Linked DNA regions of Mus musculus: region 1 is linked to region 2. A link is a loop called in an ENCODE intact Hi-C map of the cell type or tissue named here. Cell type or tissue: left cerebral cortex. All regions are shown on one strand.

What was found. A loop is a pair of places that touch in the nucleus more often than their neighbours do. Peaks named below come from ENCODE experiments on the same cell type or tissue, not always from the same donor. Only the 100,000 strongest peaks of a DNase experiment are listed, where the experiment ranks them.
Region 1: a loop joins it to region 2, with 3 times the contacts of the local background. A loop is called at or near these places in 5 of 42 quality-filtered maps.

Annotation. Positions count from the first base shown.
Region 1 is chr12:118,052,547-118,060,546 of GRCm38, reverse strand. Dnah11 (dynein, axonemal, heavy chain 11) reads left to right here. Exons shown (of 82, transcript NM_010060.3): 33 at 97-253; 34 at 662-807; 35 at 3,338-3,454. Among named protein-coding and RNA genes, the nearest start is that of Dnah11, 140 kb to the left of the region's middle. In left cerebral cortex, a CTCF peak has its summit at 3,493; a DNase peak (open chromatin) is centred at 3,484.
Region 2 is chr12:118,843,123-118,851,122 of GRCm38, reverse strand. It overlaps Sp8 (trans-acting transcription factor 8), which reads right to left and starts at 3,890. Exons shown (of 2, transcript NM_001379379.1): 1 at 3,782-3,890; 2 at 1-2,744. The coding sequence starts at 3,802. The coding sequence ends at 1,251. In left cerebral cortex, no CTCF peak of the experiment used is centred here; DNase peaks (open chromatin) are centred at 2,972, 3,986, 4,312, 7,641 and 2 more places; H3K4me3 peaks cover 1,097 bases.

The sequences.
Region 1 (8,000 bases), 790 kb after region 2:
TTGGTTTTTAGCCACTTTTTAAAAGAAAATCATTTAGACTCAGTGTACCGTAAAAGAGCAGGCTTGACTGCAGTGTTTGTGTTTTGTTGTGTGAAGGTGTTACATCACTTTAACTCAATCACTTCATCTGACCATGAGCGGCGCTCCGGCTGGCCCAGCTGGAACAGGGAAAACGGAAACCACCAAAGACCTTGGCCGTGCCCTGGGCATGATGGTTTACGTATTCAACTGCTCAGAGCAAATGGACTACAGGGTAAGTTATTAAATGCATAAAATATGTTCCAGCCACATGAATCCCACTTGGAGAGAGCCATATACCTTGTCTGAAATGCTCAGAGCCATGAAGTATTTCTCACTTCTGAATTTTTCAGGTTTTTCTATATTTTCATCTTCGTGATAGTGTAGGCCTGCAGTCCAAGTCTGACCATGCAGTTCATTTGTATTACATGTACATCTACTGTGACTTAAGGTGACTTTACTCAGTAGGTTTAGTCATTTTGTGAAGCAAAACTTAACAACATGGGGATTCTTCCACGTGTGATGTCGTGTTGGTACCCAGTGCTCTGGATCCTGGAGCACTTTGGTTTTTAAGATCAGAGCTGTCCCACCTGTCAGTGTCCCAGACCCTCTGTTCCACTCTGACTCTACCACCTCCTTGTAGTCCATAGGAAACATCTATAAAGGACTGGTGCAGACGGGAGCATGGGGCTGCTTTGATGAGTTCAACCGCATCGCTGTGGAGGTTCTGTCTGTAGTGGCAGTGCAGGTGAAGATGATTCATGACGCCATCAGGAACGGGAGAAAGAGGTGGGCCTGTGGCTATCTGGCTGACTTGCTTGCTTCCTTGCTTGCTTGCTTCCTTCCTTGGTTCTTTTTATCCACCTACCCCCTCGCACCGAACAGTCAGAAGATAACCTTACCTTCTCAGAATTTTGTAACTCATCTCTGTCATGTTAAATGGATAAAATAATTGCAAATAGTAATGCTGAATAACCCAGCCACCTATCTCTACTAGTAGCTTTGTGTTGAGGTCCGTGAAGAGGCTTCAGTGTTCATCTTTCTTGGCCTTCTGGCAAGTCTCAAGGAGTTTGCTTCACCCAAGGCATAGGACACCCCCTCCCCCACACTGTCCCTTTCCAGGTTTCCTCTCATCTGGAAAGTACAGGGCCTCCCTTCCAGAGCCCCATGTTGATTGATGGAAAGGATTTGGACAGGCTGGATCTCTCAGGCTCGTGCTTGCAGGCCTTCCCCCTGCCTCCACCTTCTCCCTTTTTGACTTTATGCAGCTCCCAAGCTTCACCTCTGTACTATAATGCACAGGCATCTATATGTCCTCTCCCTTCATCATTCAGACTTCTGCTGAAATGGCTGCATATGGCAACTCAAGAATGCAGTTGAGGTCTCCTAAGCCTCTGTCATTTAATACACTAGAGTCAAAGTGCCAGATCTTCCATCTCTACCCGCTTTGTTGGGACCCCTCCCAATGAGTGACTGGGGGCAACACCATCCCAGATGTATCTGGAATGTAAACTCTTTGTCCTGTGGCACCTTATTCCGAAAGCAAAGCATTTGGAATTCGATGACTAAAATTTCAGAATAAGCATGATACACCATGTGAATGTAGTTCTCTTGGTGGCCTTCTTCCACGAATACAGCTGGGCTTAGCCAGCCTGTTCATCTCTCCCATGTTTAGGGTATTTTGCTCAGCTACTTCTGTTGTGCACGAGAACACTTCTAGTCTGCTCTCCCCCACCTCAATGATAAAGGATTCCCACCCCAATCCCTTTCTCAGAGCTGTGCACTTGTTCTAGAAGTTTCCAGTTTGTCAGAGAAATATGTTTCCACCTTTGGGTCCTAACACCAGCTTCCAACATCCAGATGCCTGCTGCCTTACCCACCTCACTTCTGGTTCTGTCTCAGTGGAATTTTAGTTAGATCCCCGGCCATATTTGACTTTTACTCGGAATCCCATTATCTGGGATCCCGATAAAGTCATCTGAGGCCGTCCTTTGTCATGCAGATTTATGTATTTAGTCAGAAGTGATTTGAAAATTCCCAGGCATACTTGGTGGTGCCTCTGCCTGCATTTTAAGGCCTCTCCCTTCTTCCTTCTTCCTGTTCATAAACAGGCTGCAAGTCTCCATCATGGTCTCATGAGTTGATTAAATTCTCCTTACCCTTCAGGTTCTAAGCCATAGATCTAAGCTGAGTCCATCTGTTAGAGGCTCCTCCCTCTGCTTGGAGGCCCTGCCCATCATTGCTATGAATGCTGGGAGAGAGATGCTTAGACCCTGACCACACTCCTGACCTCTGTGAGCCAAGCTTGCCTGCCTTCCCTTAATTGACATTTTGGAAAATCCTGATTTCTCCATTTTAACCTGAACCATTAAAATAATCACCTGCTGTTAGCTACCTAGTATCTAAATCCCCCAGAAAGCCCCAGTATCTGTGTCTCTGCTCTCCTTCCTCTGAGACACCACTTTAGCCTTCCCCCTTCCTTCAAGAGATCTTTCTGAGGTCACCTTACATTTTGTCTGCTTGGCCCTGTCTGAAAGCTTACTTTGCTTGTTACCATTTTATTGCCTTGGTCATCAAAGGTCTAACTGGGCACTCATAATTTCTTTCTGAAAATCGTTGTTTCTTCCTAGCCTTAGCGTGGTGAAGATAGCAGTATTCATAGCTAATATCCGTTGGATATTTACTATGCCCTGGGTATTGTGTTGCAAACCATTATTTCATATTCTTTCAGATCCTCACCAGTAGGTAGGATTATTCTCCCTTTTTATTAAATGAGGAAATTGAAACAAAGAGGATAATTGTCATGCCTAATGTGTGGCATTGATGGCTCTGTACTCTGAGCCTAGCAGAGCCCACTGGCCTGCTGTCCTGACCACCAGACATTCCTACCATGCAGAGATGCTTAGTAGAGATTTACTGAATAACGGGCGGGCAGGTGAAACTGGACAGGGAGTCGTTCCTCCTGCTCCTTTGAGCATGGATACTCTCTGTGCAGTGCTCCATTCAAGGAACTGAAGGCAAAACTGTCATCACCTTTGATTAAATCTTAAGCAGTCAGCTAGCTCTCCGTTCTTCCATTTTAGGCTGTGGGGAGGGGGAAAAAGCTTCCCATATTGTGATTCTAGACGGGAAGGGGGGTTGTTTTTAATAAATATGCTTCAAAACATTCGAAATGTGTGTGCTTATGAATCTTAAAGAAAATTACCCAGGACAAACAGCTTTCTAATACACATTTGCATTTTGCAGGGGCTTGCATTTGTCAGTGTGCATTCATGTTCAGTGAACACATTTAATTCCATCAACGTTCTCTTTATGGTAGATTTGTATTTCTTGGAGAGACTATCCCGCTGAAACCCTCGGTTGGAATATTTATTACTCTGAACCCAGGATATGCCGGTCGAACCGAATTACCAGAAAACCTCAAAGCTCTGTTCAGGCAAGTGCTTCTCTCGCAGCTCACATACTGTGGTACACTTATGCCACCTAACGTTGGCTCGCTCTGACCATGCCATTTATTTTTCCAGAGAATTTAATTTCCTATGGAAAACTTATCTCTCTGAGATCGCTTTATAGAGATAGTTTTCCTCATGATCTTTATAGAGATAATTGTCTCCATGATAGACTCACCCCTTGTGTAATGAAACCAGCACTCAAATCAGTATGTACAAGTTATGTGGTAATTCCAAGTGTTTAATATTAGCTTTTTCATTGCTGTTTTATTGTAAACAGAACTTTCACAAGTTATAAAGCATTTGGTAAATGCAGACATGTATAAAGAGAAGTTATTTGCCAACTAGACATCATGATTGTTATAGTTTTTCTACTTTATTCTATAATTTATATTTTAGAGAGGCATGGTTTTATTTAGTTTCATTTTTGTAATGTTCTTTGTACATATTTTACTATACTATTGAAAATCTTTGGAAGTATAATTTACCACATCTCCAAAATCATCCCTCTTATGACTCATCTACAATTTCTTTATTGCCTTGTGTGGTGTGGCAGGCTTATTTTTGTTTTCTGGTTGGTTTGTTTTGTTTTTGTTTTTGATATTAAACTAAAATTTATTCTTATTAAAAAGTATGTTTGTTTCAGAGTCTTCAGGTGTATGCATGTATGTGCTCGGTTGTATGCGTGCATATGGAGGCCAGAGGTGTCTTCCTCAAATGTTCTCTTCCTTACTTTTTGAGGCAAGATCTCTCATTGACACGGGAGATCACCCATGCAGCTGGCAAGCCTCTGGGATCCTCCAGTCTCCACCTCCCAAGCACTAGAATTGCAAGTGTGTGCTACTGGAGATAGCTTTTACATGGGTGGTGAAGACTGACTGAACTCAGGTCCTCAAGCTGGTGTGGCAAACCCTTTAGTAATGAGCTCTTCCCCCAACCACAGAATAAAATCTTAGATGTAAAATTGCCAGACGATGATTAAAATACATTGCTGACCTCCTTTCTTCAAACACTCAGCCAATATATATGCCACCAGCAGCCTGCATAAGAAGACCTGCAGGTGCATCTTCGATACCCATCATGACTGTTAGCTTTTCCATTATGTCATCCAGGTGTAATCTGGTGCACTGGCATGCTTCCATCAAGTGAGCAGCTGTTGGAACATCACAAATATTCAGATTGAGAAGACAGCTCCTAAACTCTAAGGAGGCCCCTTGTGCCAGTTGGAAACTAATCCTTCTGTCACACACAACTCTCTGTGATTAAGGCTTACATATATCTTTTCTGGAGTTCCTATCAATTTCAACTTTCTAAACTGTGAGCCATGACCCCTTAGGGGCTCAAGTGACTAAATGTGGGTCCAGGAAAAGTTGGCAACAGTTTCTGAATGTGCAAGGACAAGAATTTATTCAGAATATAATGTATAATGAATTGGAGATGCATTTCTGTGATTTTCGCTGCAATCTTGGTTCTGAACACATAACATGTTGTCACAACACAACAATAACCAATGCTACCTGAGACAGCTTAGCTTAGATTCAACTCTATTCTGACATATGAATTGTAGCACCTTAATGTACATACACCGTTTACTGTACTTGTAGAGACATGACTTAATTAAGGAAGGCTCCCCTACACATACACCATTATTCCTCAACATGTTTCAAAAAGTTTGGAACACATTTTATCTTGATTTTGGATCTTGGGGGTTACTAGCTAGCCAGCCTAGCCTAACTTTGCTAGTACCAGAACAGTGAAAGAAAAGTGGTGGAGGGGTATAAATAGTGCCTCGGGAGTGACATCAGATGTTTTTTGGCCTCCACACACATTGACATATATTCTACATGCGAGTGTGTACTCATGTGTAAAAATAAGTTGATATATTTTAATAGTATGTGAATTAGCTTTTATACTTAATAAGTTGTTCTATGAATACCAAAGAACTGTTTTAATGTTGGTTTCCTTATTACTTACCATCAGTGAATAGTTGTCATATACACCTGGTCTATATACATGTAGACCAGGATCATATACAATTCCTTAAGGCAGAAGGGGAGTGTGGGTGTGATAAGCCTACAATTTCCTTCCTGCTCTCTAGCATCATTATCTAAACATTTCGTTTCTAAGATTAGTCCAAGCTTCTGTGTTGACCAGGAGTTTGTTCTTTTAATCACTGAGTATTCTACTGTACAGACATATTGCACGCCCTTTACCCATTCACCAGTTGATGGACTTTGCCTTGATTCCAATCCATAGCCTTTGTGAATAAGCCTGCTATGAACATTGTGAAAATCTCTGCATGAACACATTTTTTGTCTCTTCTAGGGGTATATTTAAGATTGGTCATGTGGCAAATGCATGCTTTACTTAGAAAAAAATGTGCAACATTGCAAAGGTCATTGACTCCTTTTAAACTTTCACCATTAGTGAGTGAGAATTCCATTGCTTTATGTTGTTAAATATCTAACATTGTTAGCAATGCTGACATTATGATATTATTTGGTAGGTTTTAGCTGATTTAATTGAGCCATTGTAGTGTGTCATTATGAGTTTACTTTAATATTTCCATTAAGGCTCACAGTCTTGAGTAATTTTTCATGTGTTTATTGGCCATTCCCAGAGAGAGAAAGAGTTTTGTGTGTGTGTGTGCGTGTGTGTGTGTGTGTGTGTGTGTGTGTGCTTAATGCTGTATTGTGTAAACAGTTCCTTTATTAGATAACACACAATATGAAACTTTTCTCTTATTTTGTGGCTTTCTTTTTTGCAATTTTGATGATGCCCATCAAAGATAAAAGTTTTGAATATCATGAAATATTTACCAATTATCTCCGTGGGTTTTTTTGTTTTTTGTTTTTTTTTTTTAGTTTTTGGTGTTTGTTTTTTTTTTTGTTTTTTTTTTTTTTTTGTTTTTTGTTTTTTTGTTTTGTTTTGTTTTTTCGTTTTTTGAGACAGGGTTTCTCTGTGTAGCCCAGGCTGACCTGGAACTCACTTTGTAGACCAGGCTGGCCTTGAACTCAGAAATCCACCTGCCTCTGCCTCCCAAATGCTGGGATTAAAGGCGTGTGCCACCACCGCCCGGCTACTATCTTGATTTTTTAATATTCTAGTTAAGGAAGCTTACTTAGCCAAAGCTTGGAGTTTTCAACTGTGTTTTCCTCCACAGATTTTGTTGTTTACAGCTTTTTACATGTTTTCTGTTATTCTGTCGATTTACTGAACATTATAGCAATTGTCTTTCTAATGATAAACAGTCCTTCAGTCTTACGTTCTTGGCATAAAACGAGGCCTTGTTCTTACATATTTGCTGAATACAATATGTTGTGATTTTATTCGATATTTTTAAAAATCTTTACTACAGAGCATACTGGTCTGTAGTGTTTTCTGTGTAACCTGTTTGATTTTTGCATCAGAGAAATGCTGCCATCATGTGTCTTGCTTCTAATACTTTGCGTGGGACTGGTATTATTTGTTGCTAAAGTATTTGGTAGAATTAATCCGTGAAAGTGTCTGGACCAATATTTTTCTTCATGGGAATCTTTTCAGTAATGGATTTCTTTAATAGATAGGAAGTTATTGAGATTTTATTTCTCTTTAGATTTGTTTTGGTGATCTACATCTTTTATGGAAGGTATCCCGTTTTCTGGATTAGCAAGTGTTTTAGCATGTATTGTTCCGGGCATTATCTGTAAGGACACCCTGAACTTCACACATGCTATAATTTGTGTTGCTCAACCTCCTCTTGGTCCCTGAGGATAATCTACAAGCTTAACAGTTGATTTTCAGGTCTTTAGGATTAACAGTGCGTCTTTTAACTACTTAGCATGCCTTCAAAAGAATTAAATGTCTCCTTATATACATTATAAGAATATTTATAGTTTTAAGTGAGAATTCCTCTAATTCTTTAAGCCTAAAATATGTTTATCCATCCATTTTTATATTTAATTATAGTTCTTTTATATTTTATTCTAATTTTATGCTACCACTTCTCAAATGTAATTCACAAAATGAAAACTTCAGTAGATAATACAGAGTGAGTATTTAATTCTGTTCCGTAATGTTCATCAAACCTTCTAACATCTTATCTTGAATGTTTCCCCTCTTCATAATAACAGCTTCCTCTAGCATAGTCTGCTCATTTTCTTCAGCCAGAGCATACTGCCACCCCAGCGGTGAATGTAATAGCTGCAAAGCACACTTGTCTGCACTGCATTTTCACGTTTCTGACCCAATTTACCTCATGGACATCTTTCATTTGGGCTGTAAAGTTTTAAATCTTTTTGACATTTCATAAATTTCATTTGATAAACTACCTACAGCATTGTTTATATTTTGATGCTAGTCATGGTGTCGGGAACATTCTGAGGCTTGGCTGTAATTGTTTCTAAATTTCTCCACTTACCACGAACAATGTGCTCTACAGTACATATTGAAACTTCCAGGGACACCCATCAGCCTGCACCTCTGTAAAGGCAGACATGAAAATATTCACCTTGTGTTAAAATTAAGTGAGACCAGGAGGAAGGAGGTGTTAGC
Region 2 (8,000 bases):
ATATATTTTCAAATATTTACCGGAAGTAATGTACAAGAAAAATACTATACAAAATCGTCTCACACCTCACAGCGGCGGAGTCAAGTTTAATGGGAAACTAATCTAGAACGATTTTCCAGTTGTACAAACCATTAGGTTCAGATATATTTTACAAAGAATTTTTAAAAATTGTTTCCCCGTTTCCCTCTTTTGGCATTTAAACTACAGCCTCATCTGAAATAAACGATAGCTTCTTCACTTAAGTTTAAATCACAAAGAAAAAGTTTAACCCTAAAATTAATCAATGACTTGCAATAATTTACAGAAATCAGTAGATAAATTGATTCCTAGACTAACCCAAAAGTGGTGGTGATGTGGGAAGTTGGAAGAATATGCTTGGGGATGGTGAAAAAACCGAGGTAGAAAAAGACAAACACGAAGATACTTAATCTGGTCTCACCGGAAAGGGGGTATTTTTGCATAAGAAAAGACACCTACCCTCACTCCCGCCCCCACCCCATAAATTACGGCGACCAAAATAACTTTGGGATCAATATTTGCAGTTTGGAGAGAAACGTGCTCGCAAGCAGAGGAAAACTATCTAAACGAGAAGCTAAGAGGAAGATTGCTTGTTTATTTTTTTCCTCTCAGTTTTTCAGTTAAAAAATAAAAAGTTACAAAGAAGAAAGGAGGGGGAGGCATTGATTCCCGTTCGCAGAACTCTCATCGGTTCACCCGCAGGGCACAAAGACCTAGCCAGAGCTGAATGGGGAGATCTAAACTCTGCTAACCCGGTCTGGGTTGCAGCAGTCCTCCCACGAGTGTAATGCTCAGCACAGGACAGTCCAAGGGGAGCACTCGGGGGTCCAGGAGGGGATTCCTTGGCAGGACTCCTACATCCCTCTCCCTACAGCTGCGGCTCAAGCGGGTTGAACACTGTTCTTTCCAAGGCCACAAAAGCCACTGTTCTACCAGACAACCCATTCATCCCGTCCTAACCCCAGAGGCCACAGCCTCTTCAAAGTTCCGCCAGCCCAGTGCTGGAGGAGCGGGTTTCCACTGCGCCCCGCATGGCTGTCACTGTGCAGAAGGGAGCCAAGGATTCAGCCACCGATGTGTGCTACTTACTGTCCACATCCTAAAAGTTAAGAGCAGAAAACCGGTGAGAGAGAGAATGAGAAGTTGGGGGAAAGAACGCACAGCTAGCCTAGACTGGAGCCCAGTCTAGGTACACAAGCCCGACGGGATTCAGGTGGGAGGCATCGCGACAGTCACTCCAGGCCGTTGCGGTGGCCCGGCTCTGGAGGCTGCAACAGCTCAGGGGAGTGGCAAGGAGGGCTTCCCGCCGCGCTGTGCTCGCTGTCGGTGTCGCTGCCTTTCTTGCCGCCGCCGGAGCCCGCCGAGCCGCCGCCACCACTGTGTGTCTTCACGTGCTTGCTCAGGTGGTCGCTGCGCATGAAGCGTTTGTTGCACACCGGGCAGGCGAAGCGCTTCTCGCCCGTGTGGGTCCGCAGGTGCCGCTGCAGCTCGTCGGAGCGCGTAAAGCGCTTACCGCAGAACAGCCAATTGCACACGAACGGCCGCTCGCCGGTGTGCCAACGCAGGTGCGCCTTCAGGTGCGACGTCTTGCCGTACACCTTGCCGCAGCCCGGGATGTGGCAGCTATGCAGCCCTTTGCGACGCAGGCTCGCTCCCGCTGGGCCCAGCCGCTCAGCCTCCTGGCAGTTGGGGCAGTCGCAAGTGGCGCGGCCGGAGTAGCGGCGAGCGGACGAGCGTGGGGACCCCCCTAACTGCGCCGCGGGCCCCGCGCTCAGCATGGAGCTGCCCGCGCCGGCCAGCGGCGACGGGGCGGAATCGGGGTAAGAGCCGGGCAATACCGGCTTGAAACCGTCCATGAGGTGCTGTCCTGCAGGGCTGAGCAGGTGCGACGAGGCACCGCTACTGAATGCGGAGTGGCTCAGGCCGGAATAATCCGAGTTGTAGCCTCCCAGCGGTGAATGCAGCGACGTCTGAAGGCCCCCGGCCGCCGGGTGCAGCGAGCCGGGCAGCGCTGCCGCCCCATTGGGGTTCTGCACGTCGATCCAGCCCGCGCCCACATCCCACCAGCTGGAGGCGCCCGCGGAGCCCACGTCGGCCGCGGCGCCAAGGCCCGGGTGCGAAGGCTTGAACCAGGACTCATACGGGTGCGCCATTCCCACGCGCGGGTAGATACCCTGCAGTCCGTCCACCGACGTGTGCACCTTGGAGATAAACACTGGCTGATGGGAGCTATCCTGCGAGTGCGCTCCGGAACCGCCGCCGCCTCCCCCGCCGCCGCCGCCGCTGCCCCCCGAGACGCCCGGAGCCTGGAACACAGAGTAGTCGTTGGCAAAGGGCGAGCTGGAAGCGGCAGCCGCCGCAGCTGCTGCCGCTGCGGCGGCGCTGCTGGAGGTGAGAGAGAAGGCGCTGGAGCCGGGCGAGCCTCCGCAGCTAAAAGAGTCGGACACCAGGGCTGCGGCCGCCGCTGCTGCCGCCGCTGCCGCCGCTGCGGCTGAGGAGGAGCCGCCGTTCCGGGAGGCCCCCGACACACCGAAGCTAGAGAGACTGGAACCCACTACGTTGCAGCTGCCGGAGGAGGAAGACGAGGAGCGTTTCCAAGGGTGGAAGCCTTTACCGAAGGAAGAAGAGCTGTCCGACAGGGAGGAGGGAGACGGGCTGGGGCTGCCGATCTTATTACAGGTAGCAGCAAGCATGGCCAGAGGAGTGGATCCCAACCTCGGTTCTTCCTGAGACCGGAGCAGAGAAGAAGGGTGGGGGAGGGGTAGTGGGCAAAGGGCCGGTGGGGGAGGGAGGAAAGAAATGTGTATTAGTCCCCTGGTAGCCTCCAGACGCCCCACTGCTCCCCATCTCTAGCTGCTGCACACTGCCACCAACTTACCCTGCACCCCCAGCTGCCCCGGCGCCCGGCTGCCTCCTACTCTACAGGAGGGGACAAGTTTGGCGGCGAGCGTCTGATTCTGGAGCAAAGCGCCACGCTAAAGAAGAGTTTAACAAGAATTCTCAACTAAGACGGCACTCTTGTGTTCACAAAGCCCTAGACGCTTTCGATCAAACGAACAGAAAGTCCAAATCCAGACTAGGGAGGGAGAAGTTTCCTTTTTACCTTACAACCTGGGGAAATTTCTGGATTGCGTTTAAGATCACTACACTGCAATCCCAAGAGAGCTTTGAAAACTCTTTTCAGATCCCCCTCAACCCATCCTTAGTTGCTTCTCCCCGGCTCTTCCATTACTCGCTCTTCCATTTTTTTCTTCTCTCTCTCTCTCTCTCTCTCTCTCTCTCTCTCTCTCTCTCTCTCTCCACCCCCTTCATCTCTCTCTCTCAATATATATCTCTCTATAATGGTAGAAATAAGACGAGCTCAACGTACCTGCAATACAAACCGGGCTGAGGAAAAATATTAAGGGGAAGGGGGAGAATCTGCAGTATGCCCAGGAGGGAAAAACTTACTCGCGTTCCCCTTCGAAATCGTCGAGTGTATTAGGGGCTATGCTCAGTTCTCCCGAGCAGGGAGCGGCCAGGCTCTGCGAGGTGGCGGGTCTCAATGCCCTACGAACCTTTCCTGTGCTGAAAAAAAAAAAAGTGGCTCTGCCTCCTCCCCCCCCCCTTTCTTTTTTCTAAACTCACTTGTATTTAGGGGGGTGGTGGTGGCTCTCAATAGAGAGACTGATAGCCCGTGGCCTGGCCGGGGCGACTTTAACCCCCTCCGATAGGCAATAAAAGGAAACTAATTAAACCAGCAAGAGAAGATCCTGAGACTCACCCCTAGAAGTGAAGTTGCCATCACACAGAAGCGCCCTCCTCCTCTCAGAGGATCTTTTTTATATTGATAAATCAGAGGCAGTGTTTTTTTTAGAGGTGTGCAATACAATGATCAGTTCCGCCCATTCCGCCACAATTGTAGCTCCCTCTCCGGCTTTGAAGTGCCGCGGAGGCGCGGCCAGCCAATCTGTGGCCTCGCCGGGCCGCGCGGCGCGCGCGCCGTGAGGTCATCGGCGCCGGCGGGAGTGTGGGGGTGCGAGTGTCGCAGAGTGTGCGTGTGCGCGCGCGTGAAAAATGATCGCGAGTGTGACCCACCTCGGAGAGAGCAGTGTAGAAAGCGGAGGGGTAACTGGGCAGGGTCGCAAAAACCGTGACCTAGCAAGGGCAGAGAGTGGTCGTACAACCACCGAGAGCGGGCCGAGTAACTACGTGTGTGACAAAAGGGGTCAGGGACAGAGCTGGAAAGTGTGTAAGGTAACTGAGTCCTTCTACCGTAGGGAGTCAGGAGCGACAGTACGTTCAATCCCGGGTGTGGAGAGGCGTGCACCCGTTTGGTGTAGGTGGAGAGTGGGTGCGCGCGATCGAGAGGGAAGACCGACGTGTGCGTGCGCGCGAGCACCAAAGCTAGGGGTAGGGAACCGAAACAATACAATAAAGTGTACGTGCCTAAGAGATTGGCGGTCTGGATAGAGAAACTGCGAAGTTGAGTGAGGCCAGTAAATAAACGCCCCAAGTCCTATCTTCAAGTTACTAACTTCCTCTGCCCTTTGAACATAAAAAAAGGAGTGACCCCCCCCCCCCAGCTTCCTGGACTCTTTCAGTATAGTTTTGAAGAAAATCTTGATACTTACCTTCCATTTCCTGATGTTTCGGTCAAATAGAAAGATTGGAAAGGGGGTAGTGATATGGTGCAAGTGTGCGCCTGCGCCTTTGAGTCCTTACTTAGATCTGGCCGCCCTTACCCTCTACCAGAGGTGGGATTCAAGCTTTGGAAGTGCACGTCCTGGAGGAGGTGTGTTTGCCCCTTGGCATGCAGTAAAATTACAAAAGGATTAGATGGAAAGAGGAGTAAGAGGGGGTGTGTTTTTCTCCCATTGGATGAGAAATTGAGGAGCATTTTACCCAGTTTATAAGTTTTCTCAGGTAACCCCACTGTGCCTTTCTGACAGAAAAATCAGAATGACTGAAATCTGTTGGTACTATTTATGTAAGAATGGAGGTGAGCTTTTCGGGCTGCATTTATAGGAGCATCTATGGTTTGAGCAAGCCATCTACCAGTGCGTTCGAGTCATCATGCGCATTTACTTCAAATTCTCTGCGTTTTAGTCACTTACTTGCTATTTTTATTATTAGTTGCCTTCAGAAATGTCATTACAATTCTGTGGTCACCACAACAGAAATTCTTAAGCCACAAAAAGGCCAGTACCAGTATGAAAGGAGAAAATCTAGTCCTTGGAGTCTTGTTGAATATTCATGCATTTTAAAACCACAATAATTCCTATTTTACCCTGTTAGGAAGACTCTCAGAAGTCTAATACTAAAGGGGAATTGATTAAAATGTGAGTAGATGACAGAACTGATGTGTTTTGACTTGGGAGACTTTTTTTTTTTAATTGGTTGTTCTCAAGTGTATTGCAGGTTCTGAAGATGTCAAAAATTAATTCTCCTGGGTTATGCAGAAGTCCAAAGTAGGGCTTCATCCTTTGCATAAATTTCACCTGCACAGTTAGACCTAATGTTTGTTGTGCAGGGATTTGCACTTCTGAGCCTTTTTTTTTTCATGTGCAGGGGTATTGACTGTACATCATATCTATTGATTAAGGGAGTAAGGGACATCCACATACTTAGAAGTAACTGTGAAGTAAATTAATGAACTGCTTTCTTTCTCTGAAAGCTAACGCTTACCATAAATGTCCTGTTTCTCTCTGCAAGCCCCTCTGAATGATTTTAGCGTGTTGAGAAGGCGTGACAGGACAGCCCAGAAGGAGGAAGGGGTGGGGGAAGGAGGGAACTCCGTTTAACAAATAAAAGAGAATTAACTTCATTGCTTTGGTCTCCTTCCATAATGATATTCATTTTAAGAACCTAATATACAGTTGTTCAAATTTGGGGTTTAACGTTAATCAATACCATCACCCTCAAAGGTGGAGGGAAGTGCTTTGAAGGAAGACTCCTTCTTATGAATAGTTATTGTATCTTTTTATCCTCCTATCTTCTGGAAGAAAAGGAGGCAGGGTTATTAAAAAGTTAAATGCTGAGCATGAGAGTAAACAGAGGCGTTAACCAGTTTCCTCAAAAATTCGGGAATTAGAAAAACTCAGCATCATGTGACTGCAGTTCTGAGCTACTCCATTTTAGGCTAATGCTAACATCTTTCATTTGTAGAAGTGCATTTAGAATCACATGCCATTCTTCCTATGACAATGAGTCACAATGTTGGTGTGAATTTAGTGAAGATGCTAGATTCTTCCATTTGCATGAGGTTTGCTTTCAGCACTGAGGGTTTGTAAAGGTTTGTATATATAGCTTACACTAGAAAATATTTATCAGTGTGTCACTGATGTATGGTATACATACACATTTAAATTTACACATTCAAGTTACTCCCATTATGAAAGTGGGAGATTGCTGAAAGACTTCTTTCTCCTTTGCTTGATTTCCTGTCTTCCCTTCCTCCATGAAAGGGATAGTGTGTGTATAATGAGGTTATCAAACAGCAGAGTTAAAACACTCATAGTCTGGCTTCTACTTTAAATGAAACTACTCTCAATGACACCCCCAACACCAACACACACACACACACACACACACACACACACTTTGAGAAGTAACTCAAGCACACTTGAATCCTGTCCTATGAAAGAGAAGATGACAGATACAGCTGGTCTGGTTAAGCCATTGAAGGCAGAGTTCAGTTCACCTGTTTTGATATTAAGCATTGTTGTGCAGTATTGTACTTAATAATTGAGATGGTTAGAGAAAAGGAGGAAGAAATACAGGAAGTTCAGCTTCCCAAACATCAGTTAAAAGTTTCCCCTACACAACAAGAACTTTAACATGCTGCAAAAAACATGCTTAGACAGTGTGCTGTTTTCTTGCAAACCTGTGGGATCCACTATCAATAAAGCTAAAATCTATTAGCATTCTGTATGCATCTGCAGCATAAATTTCATTTGAATTTCAAATTTAATAAACCAGGAGGTTTTTAATCATCCCTGGTTTTATTTGTTTGATATTAACATGCTTATTGACCGGGTCTGGTGACCAGTTTGATCATTACAGGACAGCAAAAAGTTAATTAAAACGACCACAGCCCCTTAATCATATCATCTGTCTCATCCATGTCGCTCTCTTTATTACCGGTGATGATGGATAGTCTCCCAGATTAATTTCTCTGTTTCTTCGATTTGGACAACAGCTTTTGGGACCTAATTTACATCCTGGGAACTACTTGCCGAAGTATAGCTAACACCTTGCAGCTACAATGTATATATCACCTTCTCTTTAGCTGCAGCAGAGAAAGGGAGTGTATGTTGTTGTTCTTGTTTTAGGTGGTGGTGTTTTTATTTTTTAGAAGAGAGAGAGAGAGAGAGAGAGAGAGAGAGAGAGAGAGAGAGAGAGAGAGAGAGAGTGTGTGTGTGTGCAGGCAGTTTTGGTGCTGGGAAACTCTCACAACCAGAGAAATGAGGTTATAAAAGGAAAACAGAGGTCTGGATGTCTGCTTTCTCCTTCCAGAGAGCGGGGAGTGAGATATGCTGCTTCTGCCTCTTGATTAATAGATTAAAATGTGTAGATTCCAAGACAAGTAAATAAAGCCATTTGTAACCACTAAACACAAATGGGAATTTTATCATTGAAAACATCAAAGTTTCTTTCTTACTGCAAATACAGTTTCGAATGCAAGTGTGGTCTGACATATACACGGGTTAACGGATAAAAAAGGGGAAGGAAGAAAGCTACGGGGAAAGCCTGGTGGGAGAAGACAGGGAAGCGGAGCGCGTCGTACCTCCGCAGGCTACGGATAAGCCAGCTGCTGGCTTCTGGGTTGCCCAAGGCTTGGCTGCAACTCCCCAGCTTTGCTAAGCGACCGGGGCTGTCCTCCGCGACTGAGCGCGCTGCCAGCGGCGTGCGACCCTGGCAGGAAAGGTGGGAAGGGGGTGCTTCACTCTCTCCTCAGTGTGGGCACCTGGTGCGGAAGCGCGCAGGCTACTAAATAAAGC